2 separate regions of the Homo sapiens genome follow, and region 2 is linked to region 1. A link is a contact called in ENCODE Hi-C or POLR2A ChIA-PET data. All regions are on one chromosome and are shown on one strand. Each heading gives the region's core, a stretch centred on a gene start or an enhancer-like site at or near the end of the contact. The rest is flanking DNA. Distances are from core to core; before and after follow the strand shown. Region 1 holds the start of PTPN23 (protein tyrosine phosphatase non-receptor type 23). Region 2 holds the start of DAG1 (dystroglycan 1).

Region 1 (2,700 bases), core at 6-2,505:
CAGTAAACAGCCCCACAGCCACCCACCTGCACAAGCCAGAAGCTTGGAAATCATATTCGACGTCCTCATGCCCTTACATCCATCCATTCCAAGTTCTGATACTTTTGTCTCCAAAATATTCCTCAAATATTTCTCAAAGTGGGCAAAATATTTCTTTGCTCACTTTTTACTTCCCTCTGCTCCAAGCCACAATCACCTGTCTCCTGGAAGACTACAAAAGGCTCACTGATCTCCCAGCTCGCACTTTTGCACTCACTATCTCCAGGCCATTCTCTGTTATTTCTATTGTTACTATTATTATTTTGAGACGGAGTCTCGCTCTGTCGCTCAGGCTGGAGAGCAGTGGCAAGATCTAGGCTCACCGCAATCTCCGCCTCCCAGGTCAAGCGATTGAACCTCCAGCCTCAGCCTCCCGAGTAGCCTATTATTTATTTCTAAAAGTAGGTGATACAGCCATATGATTTAACAATTCCTGCTCTATAGGTCCCCTCTCCAGAGGCAACAGGTGCTCTCCATTCCGTGGTCTCCTTCCAGATACTGTGGGCGTCCCTGGGTGCTCACCTGGCCGTATACCTTCCCCCACCCACTTCCCCACAGGGCCCGGGGCCTCCTCACTCCGCTTGAGACCCTCCATCCAGGCGCTCCCTCCCTATCGTCCGTCTCCCTTGGGCACTGCCCGGCCTCCCAGGCTGGGCTGAGTAGGCCAGTCTCCGGTCAGTGATTCTGTTCCAAAGCTCGAAAGCCTTCGCAGCACTGGGACTGAAACCCCCAGCTCTCAGCCCCGACTCCTTCAGGCCAGGTGCTCCCTCCGCACCCTCTCTAAGGCCCGTTTTCGCGTCATCTCTTTCCAGCGGCCCGCCCGCCACGTCATCTCTACCACAGCACCAGTCCTCCACGGCTCTTGACAATACGTGGGAGGGCAAGTTCATAGGTGAGGTCTCATGCTCTTCCTAGGAGGGAGGAGCGCGGCGGGCGGGACCCGCAGCTGGGCTTGGCCCGGGAGCGGGGAATAAGCTCGCTCCGCGCCTCTCAGTTTAGTGGATGAAGACTACTATCCCAGAAGCCGTTTCGCCTCGGGCTGGCGAGCTCCTCCCCGCCCTACTCCCTCCGCGCGAAGAAGACTGAGCATGCGCAACAGGGACAGCGCCTGCGCAAAAGACTACGCGAGCGGGTGGCTGGGTTCACTGCAACTCCCGGCAGGCCGCTGGCATTTTTCATTCCCTCCCGTGACCAGTGACTTCCGGCACGAAGGGGCGGGGCTGGGCTCGTGGCTGAGCCAGCAGCTGCAGCAGCTACGGGAGTGGCCGGGTGGCCGGCGGGTGCCAGCCGCCATGGAGGCCGTGCCCCGCATGCCCATGATCTGGCTGGACCTGAAGGAGGCCGGTGACTTTCACTTCCAGCCAGCTGTGAAGAAGGTGAGCTTGCCTTCCATCTTCCCCCCTATCCGCCGCGTATCTCCGTCGTCTGCAAGCGCGTGACGCCCCCCTGCGCGCCCATCACCTCCTCAGGCCCGGTCGCAGGGTCCGGTGAGGCCAGGAGGGGCCTTCGCCGGTTTTCCTCAGCCTGTCCCACACCCCGGCGCCCGCAGGCCATTCTTCTCCTCCCCGATAGCCCCGTGCTAGCACCTGCATCTTCATCTGAACCCGGTTCCCGACTTCTGCCCCGAGTCATCCGCTGTTCCCACTGAGGCAGCACACTTCCTCCTTCTGACGCTCGGACCCAGTTCTGCCCCGCCCCTCCTCCATGCCAGGACCGCCCCGCGCGGGAGCGGTGGGCGGCCCTGACCGTGCGGATTCTTTTGCTGCGCCCGGCCCTCGGTGCGCTGTCAAGTCCACGCCCGCCTGGGACAGACACTGGGGATGGCTCAGGGGCGTGTGTTTAAGACGTGAGCCCCGGTGGCCCAGGGAGATGCCCGACCCCTGCGGTGAGGGTTTGTTTTACAATTGCTGCGATTCTGTATGGTCTCCCATTCGGGAGTCTCTTTGGACCAAACAATACAATCCCACGACATTTTTAGGAGGGTTACTGCTTTTCGTAACCGACTGGAGGGCATAAACAGTGTTGTAGAGCTCAGAGAAATCTTACTGTGTTGGAAGAACAGACGGGCAGGTTTGGCGTTGACTAAGGCAAGGAACTTCTGTGGAGAGGTTCAGGTGTGGTGATTGAACACAGGTGCCCTCCGAGACATCCGCTGTATTGGTAGCACTGAGGGCTAGAGCAGAAATGAAAAGGAACAACCAGGAGGCCGTCGCAGGTGGGGGGCCTTGTGGGCTTAGCACAGCAGATGCCAGAGTAAGCCCCAATCTAGATGGTGCACCACTTAGCGAGACGCTTGGGAAGACAAATAGGAAAAAGAAAATGGGTTTGGAAGTAGTTTCCCAAGAAGCTGTCTCCCCTCTAATCGCCATACACCATTGCCTTAGTTCAGACAGTGTTTGAGTCCATCATCTAGCCTCTTGGGGCCAGGAAATGAGGGTAATTGATCCAAAATTCTAGAATTTTGTTAACGGTTATCCAGACGTTGCTCTCTTCTTCATCTGCTGTTTCTTTTTCCTACCTTTTTTTTTTTTTTTGAGACGGAGTTTCGCTCTTGTTGCCCAGGCTGGAGTGCAATGGCACGATCTCGGCTCACCGCAACGTCAGCCTCCCGGGTTTAAGCGATTCTCCTGCCTCAGCCTTCCAAGTAGCTGGAATTACAGG
Region 2 (2,941 bases), core at 1-2,500, 2.1 Mb after region 1:
TTGGAGCCGAGACACTGAAGTATAGATAATTGCAAAAAGGTATGTTTTTGGGAGATGGGGCATTCCTTTCTTATCTCTGCAACTTGCATCTCCCAGACGCTCCTGAGGAGGGAGGGAAAGCCAGGGAGCCCCAGAGCTCTCCGGGATCCAGGGAGGAAACCATGGCTGGTGGCAGCCAGTTCTGTGTTCAGAATGTGCTTGCTGTCAAGAGTGCAGGCCTGGAATTCCAGCCTGGCCACAGGCCAAGGAGGGAATGGACCCATCCTGCGCATGGTGTGGGGATGAGAAGCAGAGCCCACCACGGGTCTCATTCCCAGACCCATCCGGTAACTGTCAGTTTCAGTAACTGTGAAGTCTGGGGCTTTTGGGGTGGGGGGCTGCAGGTTAAGTCCTGGGGAGAGCTAGAGCTACCTTAGGACCCTCCCCTTGAATGTTCCAGGCAGCAACCCCCCTCTCTTATTTCTTCCCCCACCAAAAGAATGCAGGCCACTAGGAGTGAGTGACCAGCGCCTGCGAGTTAGAGCTATTTTGGGCAGGAGAGCAGGCGTCGGATTCCAGTGTTCCAGGCAGGGGGAGGGGACGAGGGTTAGGCCTGAGGCGCTTTCCGACTCCCCAGCCTGCTGTGGGCGAGGCTCTAGGAGATGAGCTAGCTTCCCGCTCCTCCTGTCCCTGGCCTCAGTCTCCCATCCGTGTAAGGGCCGGGCAGCAAGGCTTTCATCCTTTGCAATTGAGAGAACGCTTCCTGATTGTTCTCATGGCTTAGAAATACCCCTTGATTTGCATTCGAAGGAAATAAGGAGGGCTGAACGCAGTCGACGGGTGGCCAGTTGCTGGGCCAGTTCGCAGTCCTGACTGTCCCTTGATTAGTCTTAGAGGCCCAAAGGCCTGAAGTTGGGCGGGGAGCCCCTCCCCCACACTACTGGTTCTGAAGGCTCCGAGTGACCGGGACCGACCGCCGGGGTGTGTCCCGGGACGGACTTCCCTGGCCGTGGGGGCGAGGCTTCCATAATGGGGCGTGACTTTTAGGGCGGGGGAGTGGCTAGCCAATGAGCAGAGAGGTGCTGGCCGGGGCGGGGCTTGCGCGCGGGTGCGGCGCGCTGCGGAGCGGCCGACGCAGGCAGAAGCCGGCGGCGCGCGGACAGCCAGTCGGCGCCGCGCGGAGCTGGCCGCTGGATTGGCTGCAACACTCGCGTGTCAGGCGGTTGCTAGGCTCCGGCCGCGCGCCCCGCCCTTGCGCTCAGCGCCCTCTCACCGCCCGGTACGTGCTCGCGCGAAGGCTGCGGCGCGGCGCTCGCGCCTCTTAGGCTTGGCGGTGGCGGCGGCGGCAGCTTCGCGCCGAATCCCCGGGGAGCGGCGGTGGCGGCGTCCTGGGGCCAGGAGGAGCGAACACCTGCCGCGGTCCTCCCGCCGGCGCTGGGTGAGTGCACCGCCCGCCCTATCCGCTGTGCCTGGCTGCTTGGGCCCCCATCCCTGCTGCCGGCTGAGCCTTCCGCGGAACACCTGCTGCTGCTCGCTGTTCGGCCCGGGGCGGGGACACGGCCGCGGACGTCCTTGTGGGTGAGGAGGCGGTGCCGCCCGGGCGGAGCCGCCCCTTTGCTCTGGGTCCCGCAGGCAAAGGCTCGGAGCGTTCGGCTGCAAGGCCCGGGCCGCGCGCCGCGGCGATGGGCCAGGCCTTAGCTCGGCCCGCGCTCCCGGGAACGTGGAGCCTGCGCCTTGGCCGCGGTCGTGAGCCGCCTGCGGGCCGCCTCCCTGGCTTCCAATAGGGGTTGTGGCCCAGTTGGGCCGGATTCCGACTGTGGGGAGTCGAGCCCCGCTAGAGGCAGGGAAGGGCACCGCTGCCGCCACTGCTCTGTCAGAGCTGCTCAGAGCCTTGGTGGGTTCCGTCATCCTTACTTGAGCTCCTTTGGAAGCTTGTTTACTTACTACCTTTTCACTTTGTATTTGGCAGACCTGGTTCACCTGCGAGTGTATTTGGATAGTGTCTCCACAGAAAATGTCGTCTCGGCTTGGAATCTTTTTGCCATAAATTCTAAGTTAGTTTCCTACAAACTCAACTGGTAACTTAAAATGCATCCTTTAATCTCTATAACTTGAAAAGTTCTTATTTTTGTAAATCGAGTTGCTTCAGAATTAGTTTTAATGGTGACGATGAAGTTTTGACTGGTTGAGGCAAGAGCCTGGGACAGCACCTTCATAGCGCAGAGTCTAACTTAAGATTCTAGCCTGCTGCTTCCCTAAATAAGCGAGTAGAAGTGACTCCTGGCATAGAAGCCAGACTCCGTGAAGGGAAGGTGGTGTTTATAGGACATAATTCCAGATAAAGAGCTGGATGTGCTTTCAGGTGTTTTGCAAAGTCTGGTGTAGATGGGGTATTGCAGTTTTATCAGGTTCTATGCTTAGTTAAGTTCAGAGACATTATTTTGGAATGTTCCTGTTCTAAAAAAGAATTCAACCGTACTACATTTTGGAGGCATAAAAATCCATAGTTTGAGTATGGAGAAGTTTAGTTGAACTTTTGTGGGTTTTTTTTGCTGTGAACTAAGGAAGAAGAGCTCATGGCCTGTGTCCTGTATTTTGGAGAAATCAGATTTCAGTAGGGAGTTGGATCCATCATGTGAAGACCCTATGGGATATAAAAGCTTGTGCTGACATGTGCTTTTGTTAAAAGAGGCACAGTGCAAATCCTCACTGTTCTTAAAAATTGATTTTGCAAAATGCATTTATTCATTTGAACAAATATTTTGATTCACTACCTGCCAAATTCTGTGGTAGATCCTAGGGACCCATGTAAAAGAGTCTGCTTCTGCCCTTAAGGAATTCAGTTTAGGGGGCAGTGGGGACCAGGGAACCCATGATTAATAGTGTCTGCCCGCTAAGCGTGCTCACATAGTAGCCTGAGGAGAGAGGGAATTCCTGAGCTGTGGTTTTCAGGGCCAGCAGG

What was found. A loop is a pair of places that touch in the nucleus more often than their neighbours do. ChIA-PET counts read pairs that join two places held with the same protein, here RNA polymerase II (POLR2A). Pooled maps may share reads with other maps.
Region 2: a pooled map shows a loop between it and region 1 (10-fold over the local background). The contact joins the promoter of DAG1 here to the promoter of PTPN23 in region 1. A Hi-C loop is called at or near these places in 6 of 50 pooled maps. POLR2A ChIA-PET finds 5 or more read pairs at or near these places in 2 of 52 experiments (BJ and activated CD4-positive, alpha-beta T cell).

What each region holds. Positions count from the first base shown.
Region 1 is chr3:47,379,766-47,382,465 of GRCh38, forward strand. It overlaps PTPN23 (protein tyrosine phosphatase non-receptor type 23), which reads left to right and starts at 1,256. Exons shown (of 25, transcript NM_015466.4): 1 at 1,256-1,415. The coding sequence starts at 1,332. It overlaps PTPN23-DT (PTPN23 divergent transcript), which reads right to left and starts at 1,727. Exons shown (of 1, transcript NR_185912.1): 1 at 1-1,727. RefSeq lists enhancers at 642-1,319, 829-888, 1,059-1,278, 1,320-1,995.
Region 2 is chr3:49,469,017-49,471,957 of GRCh38, forward strand. DAG1 (dystroglycan 1) reads left to right here and starts at 1,251. Exons shown (of 3, transcript NM_004393.6): 1 at 1,251-1,417. RefSeq lists a silencer at 930-1,669.